Linked DNA regions of Homo sapiens: regions 1 and 2 are each linked to region 3. A link is a loop called in an ENCODE intact Hi-C map of the cell type or tissue named here. Cell type or tissue: Calu3. All regions are shown on one strand. Each heading gives the region's core, and the rest is flanking DNA. Links, peaks and the distances in the headings are about the cores only.

The links. Hi-C counts contacts between places; a loop is a spot of excess contacts. Peaks named below come from ENCODE experiments on the same cell type or tissue, not always from the same donor. Only the 100,000 strongest peaks of a DNase experiment are listed, where the experiment ranks them.
Region 1: a loop joins it to region 3, with 6 times the contacts of the local background. A loop is called at or near these places in 12 of 110 quality-filtered maps.
Region 2: it touches region 3 in a loop (5-fold over the local background); 29 of 110 quality-filtered maps call a loop at or near these places.

The regions. Positions count from the first base shown.
Region 1 is chr3:33,247,736-33,256,160 of GRCh38, forward strand. No RefSeq gene overlaps it. Among named protein-coding and RNA genes, the nearest start is that of FBXL2, 25 kb to the right of the region's middle. In Calu3, for the core only: a CTCF peak has its summit at 5,046; no DNase peak of the experiment used is centred there.
Region 2 is chr3:33,784,380-33,792,804 of GRCh38, forward strand. No RefSeq gene overlaps it. Among named protein-coding and RNA genes, the nearest start is that of PDCD6IP-DT, 9.9 kb to the right of the region's middle. RefSeq lists a silencer at 3,082-3,141 and an enhancer at 4,870-5,767. In Calu3, for the core only: a CTCF peak has its summit at 3,186 (motif pointing left); a DNase peak (open chromatin) is centred at 3,202.
Region 3 is chr3:33,126,991-33,135,415 of GRCh38, forward strand. CRTAP (cartilage associated protein) reads left to right here. Exons shown (of 7, transcript NM_006371.5): 4 at 2,949-3,077; 5 at 5,565-5,710; 6 at 7,192-7,275. Among named protein-coding and RNA genes, the nearest start is that of CRTAP, 17 kb to the left of the region's middle. RefSeq lists enhancers at 4,700-4,749, 7,307-7,376. In Calu3, for the core only: no CTCF peak of the experiment used is centred there; a DNase peak (open chromatin) is centred at 4,831.

The DNA of each region.
Region 1 (8,425 bases), core at 335-8,334, 120 kb after region 3:
CACTTCTCATTTCTAAACATCCTCTAGGGAAGCAATACCACCCAGGTGGAGGAACATTAGTCTTACAGAAAATAATTTTGGCCCTAGAATACTTTTAATATCCAGATGAGTTTATGATACTTCTTTGTGCCGGAAAATAAAGAGCTGATCAAAGAATGGTAGGGACGTATTAAAAGGACACAGGAAACTGTGGAGGGGCTCCCACTGGCCAAATCCAGGACAATTTTAACAGCAAAATAAATAATAACAATATTAAATTACAATCCATTGAATAAAATAAGAATTTGAGTCCATACTGATATAAATACAAGAGTGCAGAAATGCATGTGGAGAAGGGAAAGCTCTTCCTTGCAGAAGAAAATGTATGAGTAAGTGTAGAAGGAATAATGGAAATAGATAACCATCAATAGGCAAACATCATAGTGGTAGTTGATATGGGTAATGGTGGTCAATGTTTGCTAAGGTTGGTATATGGAGGTTTAATATTAACATATTATCAAAATATATTCCCACAATTTTTCAAATCCCCTATGAAGGGAAAAATGGTGACTTTACAGTGGGAACACTTTATAGAGCAGCCCTGGTTCTTGACCAATAGTCCAGGTTAACCTCACAAGTGATAGCACACATTGATATCATTACTTCCTGATGTGATACGCTGAGAAGCATAGCATCATTACTATGGTGTTCCTGCCAAGAGTACATGTCTGAATCTGGCCATAAGCAAACATCAGATGAATCCAAGTTACAGGTCACTCTACAGAATGAAAGGCGTCTATTCTTTAAGTCCATCAAGGATATAAGGGACAGGGAAAGACTGAGGAATTGTTCTGCATTGAAGGAGCCTCAAGAGACATGACAACTATATTAGTTATGTATTGATGCATACAAATTATTCCAAAACTTATGGCTGAAAACAACTATCATTTATTTTGTATTTTTAAAAATATAGTTTATTTATTTTAATATTTATTTATTTATCTATTAATTAATTAATTTCTAGACTGGGTCTCAATCTGTTGCCCAGGCTGGAGAGCAGTGATGTGAACATGCTTCCCTGCAGCCTCGATTTTCTGGGCTCAGGTGATTCTTCCACCCCAAGCTCCCAGGTAGCTGGGACTAGAGGCATGCATGACCATGCTTAGCTAATTTTTTTGTATTTTTTGTGGAGGTGGGATTTCATCATGTTGCTCAGGCTGGTCTCAAAACTCCTGGGCTCAAGCAGTCCTCCCACCTTGGCCTCCCAAAGTGCTGGGATTATAGGTGTGAGCTGCAGTGCCCAGCCCTAATTTAAATTTTAAATTTTTGTGAGTACATAGTAGGTGTATATGTTTATGGGATACATGAGATGTTTTGATACAGGCATGCAATGTATAATAACCACATCACAGAAAATGGGGTATCCATCCTGTATTAGTTTGTTCTAGCATTATTATAAAGAAATACCTGAGACTGGGTGATTTATAAAGAAAAGAGGTTTAATTGGCTCACATTGCTGCAGGTTGTACAGGAAACATGATGCTGGCATCTGCTCAGCTTTTGGGGAGACCATAGGAAACTTAAAATCATGGTAGAAGACAAAGTGGAGAAGGTACCTCACATGGCCAGAGCAGAAGCAGAAAGAAAGAGTGGGGAGGTTCCACACACTTTTTTTTTTTTTTTTGAGACGGAGTGTCACTCTGTCACCCAGCCTGGAGTGCAGTGGTGCAATCTTGGCTCACTACAAGCTCCGGCTCCCGGGTTCATGCCATTCTTCTTCCTCAGCCTCCCGAGTAGTTGGGACTACAGGCACCCGCCACCATGCCGAGCTAATTTTTTGTATTTTTAGTAGAGACGGGGTTTCACCGTGTTAGCCAGGATGGTCTTGATCTCCTGACTTCATGATCCACCCACCTCAGCCTCCCAAAGTGCTGGGATTACAGGCATGAGCCTCCGCACCTGGCCCCACACACTTTTAAATGACCAGATCTCAGGAGCATTCACTCGCTGTCTCAAGGACAGTACCAAGAAAATGGTGCTAAGCCATTCATGAGAAACCCACCCCCATGATCTAATCACCTCCCACCAGGCCCCACCTCCAACACTGGGGATTACATTTCAACATGAGATTTGGGCAGGGACACCTATCCAAACCATATCAGATCCCCTCAAGCATTTATCTTTTGTGTTACAAACAATCCAATTATACTCTTTATTTTAAAATGTACAATTAAATTATTATTGACTATTAGTTACCCTGTTGTGTTATCAAATACTAGGTCTTATTCATTCATTCTAACTATTCTTTTTGTACCCATTAACCATGCCCTCCTCACCCCCCACCCCACAATATCCTTCACTGCCTCTAGTAACTATCCTTCTGCTCTCTATCTCCATGGGTTCAATTTTTTTTTTTTAATTTTTAGATCTCACACATAAGTAAGAAAATGCGATGTTTGTCTTTCTGTACCTGGCTTATTTCACTTAACATAGTGACCTCCAGTTCCATCCATGTTGATGCAAATGACTGAATCTCATTCTTTTTTTTGTGGCTGAATAGTACTCCATTGTGTATAAGTACCATATTTTCTTTATCCATTCACATGTTGATGGACACTAGGTCACCTCCAAATCTTGGCTATTGTGAACAGAGCTGCAACAAACATGGGAATGCAGATATCTCTTTGATATACTGATTTCAACAAGCATTTATTATCTCGCAGTTTCTGTGAGACAGGAATCCAAATGTGGCTTAGCTGGATGTTTCTGGCTTAAGGTCTCTTACAAAGCAGCAATCAAGTTGTTAGCTAAGGGCTATGGTCATCCCAAGGCCCAAATAAGGGAGGATTTACTTCCAAGCTCATTTATGTAGCTATGGACAGAACTAGGGACTGGAGACATCAATTCCTTATCACACAGGATTGATGGTTATCTATTCTTTCCATAGGGCAACTCATGATGGCAGCTGCTTCCTTGAAAGTGAGCACGAGAGCAGGAGAGACTGCCCAAGGAAAAAGTCACTGTCTTTCTGTAACCAAATATCAGAAGTGATATCCCATCACTTCTGCTGTTTTCTATTTGTTAGAAGACAGTAAGTCCAGCATATACTCAGTGGAAGAGTATAATACACAGGCCTGACCACAAGGAAGCAAGGATCATGAGAGCCACCTTAGAAACAGTCTGCTAAAGGAATGCAGTGTATTCCTGGAGCAGATAGGAAAAAAAAAAAAAAGACATAGTTGAGACAGTTGGTGGAATTTGAATGGGGTCTGTGGATTGGATGGCAGTGTTGGATCAATGTTGATTTCCTGAGCTGGAGGACTGCTTCGTGGTAACAGAGGAGAATGTTCTTGTTTGGGGGAAGCTCTAATTAGTGTTTAGGGATAATGCAGCATCATGCCAGTAAAGTATTTTATAATTATATATCTATCTACCTCTCTACTGAGCAAAAGTGAAGCAAATGTGATAAAATGTTAGCAATTAGGGAATCTAGGTTAAGGATATGTGGGAGTTCTTGTACTGTTCTTGCAACTTTTCTTTTACCATAACTTTCTGTGGGTTTGAAACCATTTCAAATATTTAGAAAAAATTCTAAAAAATAATATGAGTTAAGTAAGGGTTGAGGATAAAAGGAAGAAAAACTCATACTAGAGTTCTTGTTTTATTTGGTGGAAAGAGCGACTGATTAACTACTTTGACAGAAAAATGTTTGTGTGTTTATTTTGATATTTTAAGAGTAATTACTAAAAGTTTAGAAACAATGTGTATATCTTTCAAACAAGTAGAGGGAAAAATGAAAAACTTGTTCAATCAAACAGTAAGGAAGAAACAAGCAAAAAGACCCAAACAATAGTACCTGGAACCTATAAAATAAGTTTGCAGAAACAAGTTCAAATACAACAGTATTCATAATAAATGTGGACAGATTAAACTCATCAATTCATAGAGAGGGCATCTCATATTGCAGATACAACATATTCCTATATAAATCACGTACATAATACATAAATGCATATGTATGAAAAATTATCTATAAACTCATCTATTCAAAGACAGGGCATCTATCTATGCATGCATATATGTGAAAAATTGTTTATCTTTCTATCTATCTATCACCTAAAATCAACCTTCCAAAGGACACAACCTAGAGCAAAACAACACAGAAGCTGGGCATGGTGGCTCATGCTTGTAGTCTCAGCTACTTGGGAGGTTGAGGCAGGAGTATTGATAGACCCCAGGAGTTCAAGGCCAGCCTACATAACACAGTGAGACTCCCTTCTCTAAAACAAACAAAAACCTGGTGAAAGAAACACAGAAAAATTAATAACAAAGGAATAGAGAAAGATACACCAGATTAATAATAACGCAAGATATCTGGTAAAGTAATAAAGAGTAAATAGGATTCACGGTGAAAAATTCAGGACCAAGAGGGATATTTCATATTGATAAAATGACAAATTGTCAAGATGATATTTGTTAAGAATGTGTAGGAGCTAAAAACATATATATTTTTTAAAAGCTATTTTATTAAGATATAATTTACAAACCATGTATTTCACCCATTTAAAGTGCACAATTCAAGGGTTTTTAGTATATTCACAGATAGGTACAACCACCACCAGTCGGTTTTAAAATATTTTCATCACTCGGAAAGAAACCTCATACCCTTTAGTCATCATCACCCTACCAACCCATTCCTCCTCCAGCCCTAAACAACTATTTTCTATCTCTATAGATTTCTGAACTTTCATGTGAATGGAATCATATAATAATTGGGCTTCTGTAACTGGCTTCTTTCACTGCACAATGTTTTCAAGACTCATCCAAGTTCTAGCATGCATCAGTACTTCATTTCTTTTCTATGGCTGAACATTACGTTATGTGGATATACCACATTTTGTTTGTCTATTCATCTACTGATGGACATTTGGTTTGTTTCCTCCTTTTGGTTATTATGGATAGTGTTTCTATGAACACTCAGATAAAAATTTTTGTATAATCATGTTTCCACTTTTCTTGGATATTTACTTACAAGAATTGCTGGGTTATATGGTAACTTTATGTTTAAGCATTTGAGAAACTGTCAAACTGTTTTCCACAGTGGCTGTACCATTTTTATATTCCCACCAGTAGTTTATGAGAGTTCCAATTTCTCCACATTGACACCAGCACTTGTTACTATCTGACCTTTTGATTCTAGTCCTCCTAGTGGGTGTGAAGTGGTATTTCACTGTGTGGGTTTTTTTTTTTTGTTTGCTTGGTTTTTGTTTTGTTTTGAGACAGTCTCACTCTGTCACCCAGGCTGGAGTGCAGTGGCATGATCTCAGGTCACTGCAACCTCCGCCTCCTGGGTTCAAGTGATTCTCCTGCCTCAGTCCCCTGAGTAGCTGGGATTACAGCTGCCCACCATCATGCCTGGCTAATTTTTGTATTTTTAGTAGAGATGGGGTTTCACCATGTTGGCCAAGCTGGTCTCAAACTCTTGACCCTCAAGTGATCCACTTGCCTCAGCCTTCAAAAGTGCTGGGATTACAGGTGTGAGCCACTGTGCCTGGTCTTCATTGTGGTTTTGATTTGCCTTTTCCTGATTAATAATTCTAAGTATCTTTTCACGTTCTTATTGGCTATTTATATATCTTTCTTAGAGAAATGTCTATTCAGAGCCTTTGCCTATTTTTAAGTTGAGGTATTTTTCCTTTTATTATTAAGTTGTAAATATTCTTTATACATTCTAGATACAAGTCCCTTATCAAATACATGATTTGCAAAAAATTTCTCCCATTCTGTGGGCTGTCTTTTCTCTTTCTCGATTGTGTCGTTTGAGACACAAAAGTTTTTCATTTTGTTGAAGCCCCATTTATCTATTTTTTCTTTGGTTGCTTGTGCTTTTAGTGTCATATCTAAGAATTCTTTGTCAAATCCCAGGTGGCGAAGATTAATTTCTATATTTCCTTCTAAGAATCTTCTATTTTTTAGCTCTTACATTTAGGTCTTTGATCCATTTTGAGTTCATTTTTTGCTTGGTGTAAGGTAAGAACTCAACTTTACTTTTGTTTTTGCATGTGGATATCTAGTTATCCCACCACATTTTGTTGAAAAGACTATTATTTTTCCTATTGAATGATCTTTACCTCCTTGCTGAAAATTGACCATAGATGTATGGGTTTATTTCTGGACTCTCAATTCTATTGCACGGACAATATAGCTTTAAATTTTATATAACACAAAAATTGACAAAGGATGCAAAAGAAATTGACAGCCACGGTGGAAGTTTAAAAAACACTTCTTGGCCAGATGCAGTAATCCTAGCACTTTGGGAAGTCAAGGTTGGAGGATTGCTTGAGGTTAGGGGTTCAGGACTAGCCTGGGCAACATGGCAAGACCCCGTCTCTAAAAAAAATTTAAAAATTAGCTGGTGGTATGCACCTGTAGTCCTAGCGACTCAGCAGCCTGAGTTGGGAGGATCATTTGACCCCAGGTGTTTGAGGTTGCAGTGAGTTATGATCACAGCGTTGTACAGATGGCAAATAAGCAAATGAAAAGATAAAGATAATATCATATATCATTAGAGAACTGCAAATTAGAACAATTATACACCACTATATACCTATTAGAATGGCTAAAATCCAAAACTTCTGGTGAGGCTATAGAGTAACAAGGATGCTCATCCATTGCTGGTGGGAGTGCAAAATGATACAGCCACTTTGGACGACAGTTTGGCAGTTTTTTAAAGAAAGCTAAATATACTCCTTCCATATGACCCAGCAATTGTGCTTCTTGGTATTTACACAAATGAGTTGAAAATGAACACAAAAACCTGCATACAAAGTTTATAGCAGCTTTATTTATAATTACCCAAACTTGGAAACAACCAATATGTCATTCAGTAGGTGAATGGATAAACAGGTACATCCACACAACAGATTATTATCAGCAATAAAAATAAAAGAGCTGTGAAACCATGAAAAGACATGGAAGAACCTTAAATGTATATTGGTAAGTGAGAGAAGCCAGTCTGAAAAGGCTCCATACTGTATGACTCCAACTACTACATTTTGGAAAAGGCAAAGGTATAAAGACAGTAAAAATGGCCGGATGTGGTGGCTCACGCCTGTAATCCCAGCACTTTGGGAGGCTAAGGCAGGCGGATCATGAGGTCGGGAGATCGAGACCACCCTGGCTAACACGGTGAAACCCCGTCTCTACTAAAAATACAAAAAATTAGCCGGGCGTGGTAGCGGGTGCCTGTAGTCCCAGCCACTTGGGAGGCTGAGGCAGGAGAATGGTATGATCCCGGGAGGCGGAGCTTGCAGTGAGCCGAGATCGCGCCACTGCACTCCAGCCTGGGTGACAGAGCGAGACCCCTTCTCCAAAAAAAAAAAAAAAAAAAAAAACCAGTAAAAAGTTCAGTATGGGGCCGGGCGCGGTGGCTCACGCCTGTAATCCCAGCACTTTGGGAGCCCTAGGCGGGCGGATCACGAGGTCAAGAGATAGAGACCATCCTGGCCAACATGGTGAAACCTCGTCTCTACTAAAAATACCTGCTAACAAAAGTTAGCAGGTCGTGGTTGTGGGCGCCTGTAGTCCCAGATAGTCAGGAGGCTGAGGCAGGAGAATCACTTGAACCTGGGAGGCAGAGGTTGCAGTGAGCCAAGATCGCGCCACTGCACTCCAGCCCGGGCGACAGAGCGAGACTCCGTCTAAAAAAAAAAAAAAAAAAGAAAGAAAGAAAAAGAAAAGATCAGCAGGTCAGTAGGGGTCAGAGATTGATGGGTGGTGGGGGAGGGAGCGGCACAAGGGATTTTCAGATCATAAAACTATTCTGTATAATACTGTAATAGTAGATACATGACCTTGCACATTTGTCAAAACCCGTCGTACAACACAGAATAAACCCTAATTAAACTATGGACCTTAGTTAATAATAATGCATCAGTGTTGATTCATCCGTTAACAAATGAACTACTATAATGCAAGATGTTAATAATAGCGGAAATTGTGTGTGGGTTGGAGAGATACGAAGTGTATATGAACCCTGTACTTTCTGCTCAATTTTTCTGTAAACTTAAAATAGCTCTAAAAAATAGTCTAGTAATTAAAACAAATAAAGGCAGAAATTAATCACATAGGAAAAATGGAATTGATTGGAACCATAAGATGGCTTTTTGAAAAAATTAATAAAATAATACAGATTAAGTCCTGATAATATTGATTAAGTGAAAAAGGGAGGACATGTAAAAGCGTTTAAAACCTTGTAAGAGGTAATTTTGCACTAATAAATTTGAAAATCCAGATGAAAATAATCATTTTCTATAAAGATGGAAATTACAAAAATCAACTGAAGAAAGTATAGAAAACCTAAATAGACCCACTAACCACACAAGAAATGGAAATTTTTGTGTAATTTCCCAAATGTGTCCAATAATTTTACAAACAAGTTTTGCAA
Region 2 (8,425 bases), core at 141-8,140, 660 kb after region 3:
CAAAAAATCAGCCAAGAAACATATAGAAAAATCCATAGACTTACTAGAAATAAAATTAATGCAAATTAAAACTGTGAGGAACAATTTTTCATCTTTTTAATTGGTGAAGACTAAAAAAAAAACTCAAAATAGCTAATGTTGGTTAGGTTTCAGTACTTTCATACACTGTTGTTAGAAATGCAGTCAACCATCTCTTCTAGATGAGGCAAAATTCCGTAAGCCAGATCAAAAGCTTTAAAAAATGTCCATGTTAGGCCAGGTACAGTGGCTCAGGCCTGTAATCCGAGCACGTTGGGACTGAGGTGGGAGGATCACTTGAGCCCAGGAGTTGGAGACCAGCCTGTGCAACATAGTGAGACCCTGTCTCTACAAAAAATAAAACAATTAGCTAGGCATGGTGGATGTGCCTGTAAGTCCTAGCTGCTTGGGAGGCTGAGGCAGGAGGATCATTTGAGCCCAGGAGTTTGAGGCTACAGTGAGCTATGATTGCACCATTGCACTCTACCCTGGGTGACAGAGTGAGACTCTTGTTTCAAAAAAAAAAACAAATCAGTACTTAGAATAATCAGTACTTTGTTGGAATAATCCAACAAAATAATAATGAATGACAAATGCACATAAAGAGTTAACTACCATCTTGGCCATGTTGTTTACAACATCAAGAAAGTGGAAACAGGTCAGGTGGGGTGACACATCTGTAACCCCAGTGCTTTAGGAGACTGAAGCAGAAGGATTGTTTGAGGCCAGGAGTTAAAGACCAGCCTGGGCAACATAGCGAGACCCCATCTCTACAAAGAGTTTAAAAATTAGCTGGGGATGGTGGTGTCTGCCTGTAGTACTGGCTACTCAGGAGGCTGAAGCAGGAGGATCATCTGAGCTCAGGAGTTTGATGCTACAGTGAGCTATGATTGCACCACTGCATTCCACCCTGGGTGATGGAGTGAGACCCTGTCTCTCTTAAAAAAGAAAAGAAAAGAAAAAAAGAGTAGAAACAACCTAAATACTCAAAAATAGACAATTGGCTTAAGTCACTCCCATGGCAATGGGATGTTTCAGCAGTTTTAAAGCAAATAAGAAGGCCACTAGCCTGAGGTTGTCTCTGCACCCTGAGCCCTTACATAAGCAAGCTGAAGCCTTATTTATTTATTTATTTGTTTATTTATGTATTTATGTATTTTTATGAGATGGAGTCTCACTCTGTCACCCAGGCTGGAGTGCAGTGGCATGATCTCAGCTCATTGCAACCTCTGGCTCCCGGGTTTAAGCGATTCTTCTGCCTCAGCCTCCCGAGTAGCTGGGATTACAGGCACGTGCCACCACACCGGGCTAATTTTTTATATTTTTGGTAGACAGGGTTTCACCATGTTGGCCTAGCTGGTCTCAAACTTCTGACCTCAAGTGATCTGCCCGCCTCGGCCTCCCAAAGTGCTGGGATTACAGGTGTGAGCCACCGTGCCCAGCCCAAAGCCTAATTTAGAGGTATTTCTTATAACTGACTTAAATAGACAAACAAAAATACAGCCCTAACCAATCACAAACAGCCACTGAGTGAATTGGCTATATAACTAGGTGTCTCCCATCAGATTATACCCAAATAAGGCAAACACTTAGCTGTAGCAATTCAGGTAATTTCTTCACTTTGCTTCTGTGTTCAGCCTATAATAGGTAGGTGCTTCCAGAGCAGAGCCCATAACCTCTTTTGGTCTTGGTGCTTCCCAATTCATGAATCATTCTTTTACTCAAATAAATGTGTTAATTTCATTTAAACTTTTTTTTTTAACAGCAAGATATCATATTAAATTTATCATATAAAAAGTGGCCGTTATTGGTAAGAGGTTGACTTGGGGAAGTGAAATGAGATTTGGTGAGAAAAAAAACTCTCTGCACTCTGTCCATCATTTATTAATAGAATGTTTTCTTTCTAGAGATGAACTATTTCTACTTCTAAACATTGAGGAGATACAAAGAAGGGCTTTTGGCTAGATATGGTGGCTCATACCTGTAATCCCAGCACTTTGGCAGGCTAAGGCAGGAGAATCACTTGAGTCCAGGAGCTCAAGACCAGCCTGGGCAAAAAGCAAGACCCCATTACTATTAAAAAAAAAAAAAAAAAAAAAAAAAAAGAGGCTTTCAGCAATGATAGTGATAAAATTACAAAAAAAAAAAAAAAAAAAAAAAGCAACAGTAACTAACATTGAGTACTTACTGTGTTCTGGGCAGCCTGTCAGGTATTTAATGTATTTTATTTAACTCCCATGATAGCCCTTTGGGGTAGGTAGTATTCTTTATCATCTTTAGGTGTGAAGACTGAGGCTTAGAGACGTTGAGTGAACGGCCTAGAGTGAGTGACACAGCTGATAAATATTGTAGTTAGAATTTAAACTCTGGAAGTCAGGATTCCAGACATTCTTATCCACTGGGCTGAACTGCCTCGAATAAGTAAAGCATCTCCGTTAGTGGAGATCCCCTAATAGCCCTCTGTTCTGGGAGACATACCGAGGGATCATTTTAATTAGGTAGATGTAAGGAAACACAGGGGAAGGTTGTAGCTGGACATGTGGGAATTGACAATGAAGCTCTTTTCATCATTTTCTTTGGTACATGAAGTTCAAAGGCTGCTGGGAGAAAGTCAGCAAATTTTCCCAAAGACTAAGCTTCTGGGAAGGCAGTTACTGAGACCCCTGATCACTTCCTTTAGGAGGGTTAATATTGCTATATCACCTCTGGACTGGAATGGCCCTGACCTGACGTGGCAGCAGCAAAAGACAGGAGAAATTCGCCATGGAGAGGGGAGCCTGGACTGCTTACCTGGACTTAACAATCCTGGCAGCAACAACAAGTTTCTAGCTCAGTTCCTACAAATTTTACTCTAGCATCACACATGTGTCCTAGGAAAAAAGCCCTTTGTGTTTGTAACTTTGGAACCATAGATTGTCAGAGCATTTACATTTTTTTTTTCTTGGTGACAGAGTCTCGCTCTGTCAGCCAGGCTGGAGGGCAGTGATGTGATCTCGGCTCATTGCAACCTCCGCCACCCGGGGTCAAGCGATTCTCCTGCCTCAACCTTCCGAGTAGCGCGTGATCTACCTGCCTTGGCCTCCCAAAGTGCTGGGATTACAGGCACGAGCCACCGCGCCCAGCCCAGAGCATTTAAATTTTAATAGCTCCATCCTGCGAAAGGTCGTGCTGTAGTAGATATTCTGTGTCTCAACAGTGACACCTTGTGGGGCAGAGGTAGCAGAGGCTGGGGGCTGTTTGGACTGGAGTAGTTTTCTATCTTTCTTAAAGTCAGTTATAAGCAGGATTGATCTTTTGGACTCTGTTCCTGAACTTAACATGGAAGGACAAAAACACGTAGAAAACATGATGTACTGTGTACACCTAATCAATTTGAATGTTGAGTTTTGATTTCACTCACAATTCATTCATTAAAGATTAAAAGTACAATGATACACTACTTTTCATCTAACAGGTTAATAAATATTAAAAAGTAGGACAGAATTTAGTGTCAGTGAGGGTATAAGAAAACTATCAAAAACTGTTACTGGAAATAAAAAATCGTGCAAAAAATTGGAAGATAATCTATGATAACATATACCCAAATTTAAAATGCACATATTCTATAATCCAGTAATGCCATCATTAAGAATTTAGGAGTGTTGCTGGGCACGGTGGCTCATGCCTGTAATCCCAGCATTTTGGGAGGCTGAAGTGGGTGGATCATGAGGTCAGCAGTTCAAGACCAGCCTGACCAACATGGTGAAACCCCATCTCTACTAAGAATACAAAAATTAGCCGGGCATGGTCGTGGGCGCCTGTAATCCCAGCTACCCGGGAGGCTGAGGCAGGAGAATCGCTTGAACCCAGGAGGCGGAGGTTGCAGTGAGCTGAGATCGCACCATTGATTGCACTCCAGCCTGGGCAACAGAGCAAGACTCTGTCTCAAAAAAAAAAAAAAAAAAAAAAAAGGAATTTAGGAGTGTTTTCTAATGATTTTTTGTTTGTTTAATGTATCAATTAGGATGCAGTCATTTGTAAAGAACAACGATGAAAAAACCCAATTCAAACATGTTTGAACAATGGAGGGGATTTATTAGGCAATGGACCGAGATCCCAGAAATAGAGTGGACTTCACCTGGGGTTTGACTCAGCATCTCAGAGATATCATCGTCCACCTAGTTTCTTTCTAACTCCGTTTTCTGGCTTCTGGGACATCAAACTAATTCCCTATCAAAGTTATAAGATGGCTGACAACAACTCCCAAGGTATAGTGGACATATGTTTTCTTTATGGCCACAAGGCACCCTTGAAAACCTTTCCTATGGAGAGTTCTCCATCTTATAAGTCCTTATTTTCTCAATGTGAAAATCAGAAATTGTTTCCCAGTCTCCCTTGCAGCTCTGTGAAATCTGGTGACATGAAGATGCAATCACCATGCAGAAACCCTCCTGGCAAGAGTGGCAGTACTAGCTCCAGAAGCAGCAGTTGCAGAAGTTCAGGTGAAAGTCCCTAGGGACCAGCACCCTTGCCAGTGGGGTATTTGTGCTCATTGGGAGCAATGGTGGTGTTTTCTTTGGAGCAGTTCTACAATAGGATAAATTGTTGTGTGGCCCTGAAGCCGGATTCTCTGGTCTTCCAGAGAGTCTATGAACTCATTGATATCCTTTAATAAATTTGCTTTCTGCTTAAATTATCCACAGTTCATTTCTATTGTGTGCAAGAACCCTAATACACAGAGATACTTTTTTTCAGCCACATCTAGAGAGTGGGGTAACTTTCAGAAATTCCCTCAAAAGAGCTAAGAAGCTTCCTTCTCTGTTATCTCTGGCAAACCTCTTTTTACATCTCTATAGTCAGAATTGGGTCATTTTTTTTTTTTCTGTACTACTGGGGCTTGAGGACGGGATTATGATAATGATCTAAGGCCTGAGCCACATTCTTATCCCTTAAGGCTTAAGACAAAGAACAAAGAGGGAGAGGCGAGGACACCCAGGGTGAGATCAGGAGGATACTAACTTCAGAGAGGGGTGAATGGGTGAAAGTATATTGGAGGTAGAAGAACCACAATGCCTACCAGACAGAGCAACTTACATCAAACCCTTTGAACTTCCAAGCTTGCTCCTCACATGTGTGAAGAAGTCTGCATAAACCACTATATTATGTTGCTGTTTGTCACCACCTGGAACATCTGGACAGAGTCCCCAGGATAGGATACAACTTCCTTTCCATGGGGCCAGTCACATTCTTTGCTGTCTTGTTCCTTCATTCTGCCTTTAATGAGGGTGGGGTCAATAAAGAAAATGGCAGTAAATTTCTCTTTAGTTTAATGGAAAATTCCTCTGGAAGTTCACCCCTCATTGATGTACTCCACTTCCTTATTTTTCTCCCCTATTCTTAGGAGCCAATATCTCTGCAACAATGCTTCCTTCTTCTCACCTTTCAAAGCAAGACTTTATTCATTCTCTGAACAACCCACCCCTTCCAAATAGATCAGACTATACCCCTAGCGGTATATTTCTCAAAATTTGGAGCCTGTTCTGAGTAATATGCTTTTCAAGCGAATTTTACCCTTAGTACTAGTGACATTTAGGGCTGGATAATATTTTTGCTATGAGAGACTGTCCTGTGCATTGTAGAATGTTTAGAAGCATCTCTAGCTTCTATCCACTAGAGGCTAGTAGCATCCTCTCCCACCAAGTTGTGACAACCAAAAATGACCACTGGAGAGCAAAATTACCCATTTAATAACAAGTAAGCTAGAATAATACTCTGGGGGAGACTGTGCTGGGTGAGAGTAGAGGAGTTCTCTTATATTCCAAGTTAGGGTGGAGAACGTGGGGAACTTTATCCAGGTTTCACCAAAAAGTAAAGGACAGGTGAAGGAACTCACTTCTCTTGTGAGTCATCAATGAACTTCTTTGCTCTCCTGACTGTGCTGCAGGGGACTGCTGAATCACCATCTCCCAAGGACAAATATTAATTTTCATAGAGTACAGCCTAACCACAAGGTAGAAGATACATATTTTCCCATCTGTCCTTCTGTCCTGTAATTTTACAAGGCCATCTCTCTCTTTCTCTCTTTTTTATGAGACGGAGTCTCGCTTTGTCACCCAGGCAGTAGTGCACAATCTCAGCTCACTGCAACCTCTGCCTCCCGGGTTCAAGTGATTCTCCTGCCCCAGCCTCCTCGGTAGCTGGGATTACAGGCGCCTGCCATCACGCCCGGCTAATTTTTTTGTATTTTTATTAGAATTGGGTTTTCACCATGTTGGCCAGGCTGGTTTCAAACTCCTGACTTCAAGAGATCTGCCCTCCTCGGCCTCCCAAAGTGTTGGGATTACAGGTGTGAGCCACCACGCCTGGCCATGGCCACATCTCTTATAATGAGGTATGACAAATTATTATTCAGCACAGACTTAATCCACCTATCTTGCTTCCAAATGTATCTTCTTTGGATCATCCCTGAGTAACACTTTTTAAAATTCCCTTAGCTACTCACAGAGTTGGCCAAAGATAAGAAATTATTACTTGGAAATGTAATCCCATAGTTTCTTTTTTATGATGGTGGTTGCTGTGTTACTTGGTACACAGATATTTTGGGTTAGCTGATACAAAAGTTTGATATTTCAAACTCTTATCTTTATTGTGGCTTTTAGCTACATTTTTTTTTCTGGATAATTTTAGCCTTTAGCATTATGAAATGTCCTTAATTACATTTAAGCCTTTTTGGTCTGAATTGTCTGATATCAAAAGAACGACCCTGCACTCCTATTGTTTCCATTTGTCTGGTGTTTTAGTTAGTTCAAGCTGTTATAGATTGGGTGGCTTCAACAACATTTATTTCTTACGGTTATGGAGGATGTGAAGTCTAAGAGCAGGGTACCAGCATGATTGGGTTTTGGTGAGTGCCCTCTTACTGCTTTGCATATAGACACCTTTTTACTGTATCCTCACATAGCAGAGTGAGAGAGGAAGCAAGTGCTGTTGCGTCTCTTCTTAGAAGGGCACTAATCCTATTCATGAGGGCTCTGTGCTCACAATCTAATTACCTTCCAAAGGTCCCACCTCCAAATACCATCGCATTTGGAACTGAATTTCAAGAAGTGACTGTTGGGGGTACACATTCAGTCCACAGCACCTAGTATGTCTGTCTATTCCTTTCTATTTAGCCTTTCTGAATCATTTTGTTTTAGGTATGTTGCTTGCATGTACCATAATGATAGTGTATCAGTTAGCTTCTGTTGCATAACAAACCATGCCAAAACTTAAAAACCAGCCATTTATTTAGCTCATAATTCTGTAGGTTGGCTTAACAGTTCTGGTCTAGATTGGCTCAGTTGATCTCTCAGGTGCTTGCTTCTGTGTCTGAGGTCATCTAGGGTGTTGCCTGGTTGTTGGATGATCTAAGATAGCCTTGTTCATATGTCTGACAATTAGCAGACTGTTGGTTAGGGCTAGGAGAGTGACTCAACCACGTCTCTCATAATCCAGCAGGCAAGACGGTACACATGGAGGTCACGGGGTTGCAAGTGCAGTAAGAGAGGACAAACCCTGATGACTGAAGTGTCTGCTTGCATCACAACTGCTAATGCCCCATTGGCCAAAGCAGCTCACATCAACGACCTAGACTTAAAGGGTGCAGAAAAAGACTCCACTTCCTGGTGGGAAGATCTGCAATGTCACACTGCAAAATCATGATAAAGGGAGAGGAAGAGTTTGTGGCCAATTTTATAATCTATCACATTGGGTTTTCTTTTGTGAGTCATTTTAAAAGTCTTTTTCTTTACTTCCTTTTTTCTTTACCTCCTTCTGCTATTCGATTTTTTAACTTTAAGTGACATTCATTGATATCATTTAAATATCTTTTGACTCCCATCAATTGCCTATTTACCAATAAATTTACTTATTTTACTTTTCCTTTCTGATGACTGCAACTTACTATGAAATGGATCCAAAAAGCAAGGTAGATTTATGGGTGGATAGAGGGAAGATTAGATGGACAAATGTGAGATAAAGCATGCATAGTAAAATGTTAATGTTAGAATCTAGGTGGTGGGTAGGTGAGTGTTTATTGCAAAACTCTATGCTGTGGCTGAAATTTTAAAAATGAATTGTGAAGTTGAGGCAGGAGAATCCCTGGAGTCCAGGAGTTTGAGACCAGCCTCGGCAACATAGGGATATTCCGTCTTTACAAAAAATAAACAAATAAATTAGCCGGGCATGGTAGTGTGCACCTGTAGTCCTAGCTACTTGGGAGGCTGAGGTAGGATAATTGCTTGAGCCTGGGCCTGGAAGGTTGAGGGTGTAGTGAGCCATGACTGCACCACTGCACTCCAGCCTGGGCAAAAGAGCCAGACCCTGTCTCAAAAAAACAAAACAAAAAAACAAAGAAAAGAAGAGAAAAGAAAAGAAAAGAAAATATTGG
Region 3 (8,425 bases), core at 170-8,169:
AACAACCATATATACATTTGTTCCATGTGAGCAGAGGGATGACTGAGTTCTGCCTGTCCTTTGTCCACAAAAACTTCCTTGTGGGCAAATTATGAGAGAGATTTGTGGCTTTTTTTTTTTTTTTTTAAATTTTTGTAGCTATCTTATTTAGGAATAGGATGGGAAACACATTTGTCCTACATGGTTCCCAGCTTGACTTTTCCCTTTGGCTTAGTGATTTTGAGGTCCTGAGATTTATTTTCCTCTCACAGTATAGATATATAGATATTTAGAGTTTCTTTAGTTTTTATTTTTAAATAATTTCAAACTTGTAGAGAAGTCGGAAGAATCATACAAAGAACTCTCATGTACACCTTACCTAGATTCACCAATTTGTAACATTGATTGTGCCACATTTACTTTATTGCTCTCTCCATATGTGCTGTGGGTATAATTATTATTGTTATTATTTTATTTATTTATTTATTTATTTTTGACATGGAGTTTCCCTCTTGTTGCCCAGGCTGGAGTGCAACGGCGCGATCTCGGCTCACTGCAACCTCTGCCCCTTAGGTTCAGGCAATCCTCCTGCCTCAGCCTCCCGAGTAGCTGGGATTACAGGCATGCACCAACACGTCTGGCTAATTTTTATATTTTTAGTAGAGACGGGGTTTCACCACGTTGGCCAGGCTGGTCTCGAACTCCTGACCTCAGGTGATCCACCCACCTCGGCCTCCCAAAGTGCTAGGAGTACAGGCGTGAGCCACCGCACCCGGCCTATTATATTTTATTTTTGAGACTGAGTCTCACTCTGTCGCCCAGGCTGGAGTGCAGTGGTGCGATCTTGGCTCACTGCAACCTCTGTCTGCCGGGTTGAAGCAATTCTCCTGCCTCAGCCTCCTGAGTAGCTGGGACTACTGGCAGGCGCCACCACACCTGGCTAATGTTTTGTATTTTTAGTAGAGACAGCGTTTTGCTGTGTTGGCCAGGCTGGTTTCAAACTCCTGACCCCAAGTGATCCGCCCGCCTTGCCCTCCCAAAGTGCTGGGATTATAGGCTTGAGCCACCGCACCCAGCTCTGTATAATTATTTTTATTTCAGAACTATTTGGAAGTATGTTGCACATGCATTATTACTCTTTACCCCATTATACTTCAGTTTATTTCCTAAGAACAATAATATTATCTAAATATCCATAGTAATTAAATTCAGGAAACTTAATATACTAGATACAATGCTTGTATTCAATCTGTAGTTCATATTCTCTTTTTGTTAATTGTCACAATAATGTTCTTTCTAGCACCTTTTTTTTTCCTGGTACAGGTTCCAGTTCAGAATCATGCTTCCTATTTATTTGTCATCTTCCTTTAGAATTCTTTAATCTGGAACAATCCTTTGGCCTTCTTTGTCTTTTTATGCCAATGATATTTTTTAAGAATATAGGCTAATTACTTTGTCAACATTCCTCAATTTGGGTTTCTATTATGTGTCTTCACAGTTACATTCAGGTTGTGTATTTTTGGCTGGACCGCTATATAAATGTCCTCCTCAGGATATCACGTCAAGATATGTATGATGTTTGTTTGCACCCTTATTGTTGATGTTAATTTTTTGTTGTTGGTGGTAGTAAGTATGTAAGGCTTTTTTGTTGGTGATGGTAGTAAGTATGGAGGCGTGTTTTCAGAGTCAACCAAAGTGGAAATAATAGTTCAAAGAGTAAATGTTTCTGTAAATTAATTTTAGTGTTTTAAGGTATCATTTTGTACTTCCTACCAGCAATGTTTGAAAGTGCCTGTTCCTCCACAGTCTTATGAAATGTGTGCAACCCTTCTGGAGTCTTTTGCTTCTAGCTGCATAAAGGGAGAAAAGGGAGGGAGCCAAGGATCATGTGGGAGATTTTAGGGATTAGGCCTGGAAGTAGCATTCCTTAATTGTTACTCTCAACATGTCATTGGCCACGACTAGTCATATGGCCCCAACCTAGCTGCATGGGAATTGTAGTCTTTGACTATATTTAGGTTCACCTTACTCTCTTTCAAAGGCTGTGTAGATTCTGTTATTTTTATATACTGTAATTTATTAATCCTCATCCTATTGATTGGCATTTAGGTACTTACAAGTTTGTTTGTTTGTTGTTATAAACAGTGTTTATGTATGCCTGTGTCTAAAGAAAATTTCCTAGAAGTAGACAGCTGGGTTGGAAAATATGTGTATTTTAACCTTTGATAAATTTTGCCAAATTGTTCTCCAAAAAGTTTGTTCCTGTTTTGCTTCCATCAACAGAATATGAGAGTGTAAGTTTCACTGTTCTCTTCTTAATACTACAGTATGAATTTGTAAAACTTTTGCAATTTGGTAGTTTAAATTATTTTGGGGGTAATTGTATTTCCTAATTACAAAAGAGGTGTAGTGTCTCTCAATGTTTTTTAGACATTTTAATAATTTCTATTAATATCATTTGGCCATTTATATAGTGGATGTTCATCTTTTTCATATTGATTTGAAACAACTTTGTATATTAAAGATTTTCAGCTCCTTGTAGGTGTTGAAAATATTTTTCTTTTTCTTTTTTTTTTTTTTTTTTTGGAGACGGAGTCTTGCTCTGTTGCCCAGGCTGGAGTGCAGTGGCGCGATCTCGGCTCACTGCAAGCTCCACCTTCCGGGTTCACGCCATTCTTCTGCCTCAGCCTCCTGAGTAGCTGGGACCACAGGCGCCCACCACGACGCCCAGCTAATTTTTTGTATTTTTAGTGAGACAGGGTTTCACTGTGTTAACCAGGATGGTCTCGATCCTCCTGACCTTGTGATTCGCCCGCCTCAGCCTCCCGAAGTGCTGGGATTACAGGCGTGAGCCACCGCGCCCGGCCTGTAAATATTTTTCTTTTAACTTTTTCATTTGGGCAGGAGGCAGTAGCATATTAAGAAAGTAATGGATCCACTGCTCTGAAAATTTATATGTTTTGTTTCAGATCATTATGTAGAAGTTCTGGAATGCAAAATACAGTGTGAAGAGAACCTCACCCCAGTTATAGGAGGCTATCCGGTTGAGAAATTTGTGGCTACCATGTATCATTACTTGCAGTTTGCCTATTATAAGTGTAAGTAATCTTCTGTGACATCTTGGGTGAGGCACTTAGTCCTTCTAAGACTGTAAAATAGAGGTAATAACTCTTAGCTACGGTTGTTGAGAGTTCATCAAGGTCCACTGACAACCCTGGTGCTATGCTTTGCACAAAAAGGCAGCATGGCTTAGTGATTCAGGGCAGAGCCTGTAACCACAGTGCCTGGGTTCGATTTCAGCCTTATCACTTACTAGCTTCTCTGTGCTTTAGTTTCCTCATTGTGAATAGAGATTGTAGTACTAACCTCATAGGATTGTCCTGAGGAGTAAATGAGTTAATAGATGTGAAATGTCTGGGGTATTCCCACACTGGCACATAGCAAACTGTGTGTTTGTTTTTGTTATCATTATTTCCCTTCCTCCTTATCACTAGCTTTACTTTTCAGACTGTTAGAGTTTATTTTCTTTTCTTTTTTCTTTCTTTCTTTTCTTTTCTTTTTTTTTTTTTTTTTTTTTTTTTGAGACAGAGTCTTGCTCTGTTGCCCAGGCTGGAGTGCAGTGGTGTGATCTTGACTTACTGCAACCTCCGCCTCCCAGGTTCAAGTGATTCCCCTTCCTCAGCCTCCTGAGTAGCTGGGATTACAGGTGTGTGCCACCACGCCTAGCTAATTTTTTGTAATTTTAGTAGATATGTGGTTTCACTATCTTGGCCAGGCTAGTCTTGAACTCCTGACCTCAAGTGATCCACCCACTTCAGCCTCCCAAAGTGCTGGGATTACAGGTGTGAGCCACTGCGCCCGTCCTGTTAGTTTCATTCTAGTTGGTCCTCCCTTGATCTGAAATGGGAGTTTCTCAATCAGAACGTTCTAGTGGACAATGGGAAGCAAACGTGGGAGAGAAGGAAGTTCAGGGTTAGACTTCAGAGCCTGCGTGTTTCGGCTTTTCCTCCTCTCCCTGTACCTGACTTTGCCAAGTGCCACTTGTTCAAGCAGTGTGTCCCTTGGCAGTTCAGTTCCAAGCACAGAAGAATTATTAGGGAAAGTGGCAGTAGGACTTCCTCTGCCCTAATGAAATGCCAGGGTCTAGCGGTGGCAGGTTTCTGGCTAGAATAGATCCCCTGGGTCGCCCCTTCACACTCAGGAGTGGCTGGTCTCAGGGTGCCTTGGGAAGAGTGAGAGAGGTGATCTTGGCTTTAGCCCTCCTTTCCCACTGTGGTAATTGTGTTTTTTTTTTGCGGGGGGGGGTTCCTCTTTATCTCACCTCCCATCCTCTTCAGAACACGTAAGCCTTGCACCCTGAAGGTCAGAAAAAGAAAAAGAATATGTATTATATAAATATAAAAAGCCATAAGGTCTTCTAGCTCACTGAGCATGGCTTGGTTCTAAATGTATAAAGCTAGAACACTAGGAATTTAGAAGTGTTCTGGATGCATGCGGGCTCTGGCAGCTCCCTGGGCCTCTGAAATCCTCACGTGCCCTGAAAATCGCCCTGCATATCAGAAACTGGCAAAGACTTATCAACACTGGTGGACTGAGGCCTCTAGCTATGCTTGCTGCTTCCCAGGAAATCTGCTTTCGGGGATCAACAGTATGAATGAAGTGTACTTCCTGAAATGAGCTTCCTGAAAATCTGCCCCGTTTTGAATTTTTTCTAGACCACCTACCATGCTACATTGCTTGAGGGCAGGTGGTATTATTTATATTTGAAGAGTAAATGTCCCTAAGAGCTGGCTTTAAAGTAGTCATTACAGGAAACAGCCACTGGGTGGCACAATTTATTCATACCCAAGCTTTGGCTTCTCCGGCCAACCACAGCTTTAGCAAAGGTACTGTTGTGTAAATTAGAGTGGAATGTGCCAGAATACATACCAGGGGCTTGTGTCTCATCACCTCTTCCTCATCCTGCACTCCCAAGACAAATCCCAAGCCCTGCAAAATCCCTATGCTGAAGGTACTGTCACAGGTGGGCAACACCAAGCAGAGAGGCTGGAGGTGGGAGTTCCAACCTCAGGAGGTGGCAAAACTAGGCGACTTTCCAAATCCCCTCCAACCCAGAGGCTCCACCATCCTTTGGGTTTTCCAGGTCTGGTTTAGCTGTAGGGGAGCTAACCTAGATCTGGAGACTGTGGTCCCATCCAGATGGGATCCAGACACTCTAGGACCCAGATGAGACACCTGTTTGCTGAGCACATCCTCCCTATCTCCCTCAGCCCCAGGACAATCCAGCTTTTTCCAGCTGCTTCCAGGGACCTGAGACCAGCTCAGGTCACCAGAGCTGGAAGTGGAACATAGGCATTTCTCCATAGGCATGTGCCTAACTAGAACTAAGTTTCAAGCCTGGCCTCCAGGCTGCCGTGGAGACCCCATCTGTGGCCTGCCCACCCAGGGCTGCCAGTCGGCCCCAGGCTCTCTGAAGAAGGACTGTGGAGAAGGGGCTTGTTCATATGGCCTTTTTGTTTAGAAGCAGAGAAATTATAGGGTGTGGTTTGCTGATTTCTTCATTTGTCTTTTCTTCCCAACCCTAGTGAACGACCTGAAGAATGCAGCCCCCTGTGCAGTCAGCTATCTGCTCTTTGATCAGAATGACAAGGTCATGCAGCAGAACCTGGTGTATTACCAGTACCACAGGGACACTTGGGGCCTCTCGGATGAGCACTTCCAGCCCAGACCTGTAAGTCTGGTGCACCACACCTTCCCTTTTCTCTTCATTCTTGCCTTCTGGAGACTACCTCGTGCCTTAAGAGAAAGGGTTATTTTGGAAATAAAGGGGCTGGGCGCGGTGACTCATGCCTGTAATCCCAGCACTTTGGGAGGCCGAGGCGGGCGGATCATGATGTCAGGAGTTCGAGACCAGCCTGGCCAACACGGTGAAACCCCATCTCTACTAAACATACAAAAATTAGCCAGGCGTGGTGGCACGTGGCTGTAGTCCCAGCTACTTGGGAGGCTGAGGCAGAAGAATCGCTTGAACCCAGGGGCAGAGGTTGCTGTGAGCCGAGATTGCGCCAAAAAAAAGGAAATCAAGGAAAAGTCATTTTTTTCTGTAGTTTTGTGCATGTGTGTGTTTTAACATTTTACTGCTTCATTCTGATTTCTGAATCTGTAAAAACTCTACAAATTTCAAACATTACAGAAATATTTTACTTTGAAAACAAAATTCTCTCATAATCCTACACCTTCTTTCTCTCTCGGAAAACAAAATTCTCTCGTAATCCTACACCTTCTCTCTCTCTTTTTTTTTTTTTTTGAGACAGAGTCTTGCTCTGTCACCCAGGCTAGAGTGCAGTGGCGTGATCTTGGCTCACTGCATCCTCTGCCTCCTGGGTTCAAGCGATTCTCTTGCCTTAGCCTCCCGAGTAGCTGGGATTACAGGCGTGCACCAACATATCACACTAATTTTTGTAGTTTTAGTAGAGATGGGGTTTCGCTGGGCTAGTCTCGAACTCCTGGCTTCAGGTGATCTGCCCACCTCAGCCTTTCAAAGTGCTGGGATTTACAGGCATGAGCCACTGCGCCCAGCCTGTGCCATCTCTTTATCTCCTGCTTTAAAGGTATATATTTACTCATATATATAGTAAATATTTGTGTATTTTTATAAAAACAAGGTCATATTTACATAGTTTTACAACTTTTTGCAACTTTGTCTTTCTGACAATTTGTCGTGAATATTTCTCCATGTCACATCCATGTATCATCTTAATTATTATCCTTTAACAGCTCCCTGGTAGTCTCTTTTGCGGATGGACCATCATTTAATTCCCTTGATAGGCAAACTCACCACTTAGCATGTGTTGTCAGTGAACCCCATTCATTATATATTACTTTCAAAAGATTTTTTCTAATTGATCTTTGCTCTTGTATTTTCATTGGGATTTCTATATGCCATCTTGATTTTCATAAGTTTGTCTTCCACTGAGGGCTGGCCACTCTTTTTTAAAAATTGAGATATAATTTATATAGGATAGAATTCACCTTTTTAAAGTGTACAATTCAGTGGTTGTTAGTATATTCAGAGTTGTACAGCCATTACCACTATCTAATTTTAAACATTTTCATCACCTTAGAAAAAACCCCATATCCTGTTCCTCCCTCCTCCCAGTTCTAAGATGAAAAGGTTGGTCCTATAAACTGTTCTCTGTTGTGTCTGAACAGGAAGCAGTTCAGTTCTTTAATGTGACCACACTCCAGAAGGAGCTGTATGACTTTGCTAAGGAAAATATAATGGATGATGATGAGGTAAGTTTTCATGCTTAGCACATGTCTGGTGGCTACGAGAAAATATTACTCACATCTTTGCTAGAATCACTGGAAGGCTGAGTCCTCCCTGAAGTAAGAAACAGAGGGGACCTTGAGAAAGACAGTTCCTGTGGGTGTTTCAGTGACAGTCAGAATGCTGGCATGGGAAAGAGCGGCTTTCTAGGAAACCTAGGCAGGAGTGCCACATTTCCTGATAGCGAAACGGGTGTGGGGCCACACTCCAGGAATTCACAGTGGTCATTCTTCATCTTTTCACTTTATATAAAAACAGTGAATTTTTAATTGCTCAGCACTCTGAAGAGACATGGATACTCACACCCCAATTTTTCTGCTAGACTATTGCTATTATTATTTTTTCTAAATTGCATCTTTACTGTAAGCATTTTGTCATTCTCTAGAATTGCTTGAAATTCCTGATTCCACCTTACTCAGCTGACCCCTTTTCTGACCCTGACTCAACTGGTTATGGAGTGGTCATTTTGTGATGAGTCTGGTCACAGAAAAGCCATCATTAGCGGTAGTATTTAGAGTATTTGTTTGGAACAAACTGGAAAATGCTTACTGAGAAAGCTGGGGACTTGTCAGCTATTGGAGCTCGAAGAGAGCTGTGAGCTTGCTCTGGTCTGATCCTTCGCTTTATAGATGAGGAGCATGGGGCCAGCAAGTTTCCTGAGCCTCCAGGTCTGCTCTTCCTATACCCGTTTTAGGTGAAGTACCTCTGAATAAGACATCTTCGTGGAATTTGTTTTCTGTCTATAAATATGTATGGGATGAACTCATCACTGGCATTAAACAACTGAGTCTCAGTTCTTTATCTATAAAATGGGAATAATAATACTGCCCTCCCAGGGTTGTGAGAATAAAATACTGTGTTGCATGTGGAAATGCTTTCTAAACTGGAAAGTGATGCAATGCCTATGTCTTGGTTTGGGTATCCTTGAAGCAGAGCCTGAGACAGGATCCCAAGATGCCACAGGGGCCATTCCCCCATTCCCTAAAGGAAGGAACACCAGCCAGATACCAACAAGATTGGCCACTGTGGTTTACAAAGTATAGCAGAGGCTGGGTGTAGTGGCTCACACCTGTGATCTCAGCATTTGGGAGGCCAAAGCAGGTGATTGCTTGAGAC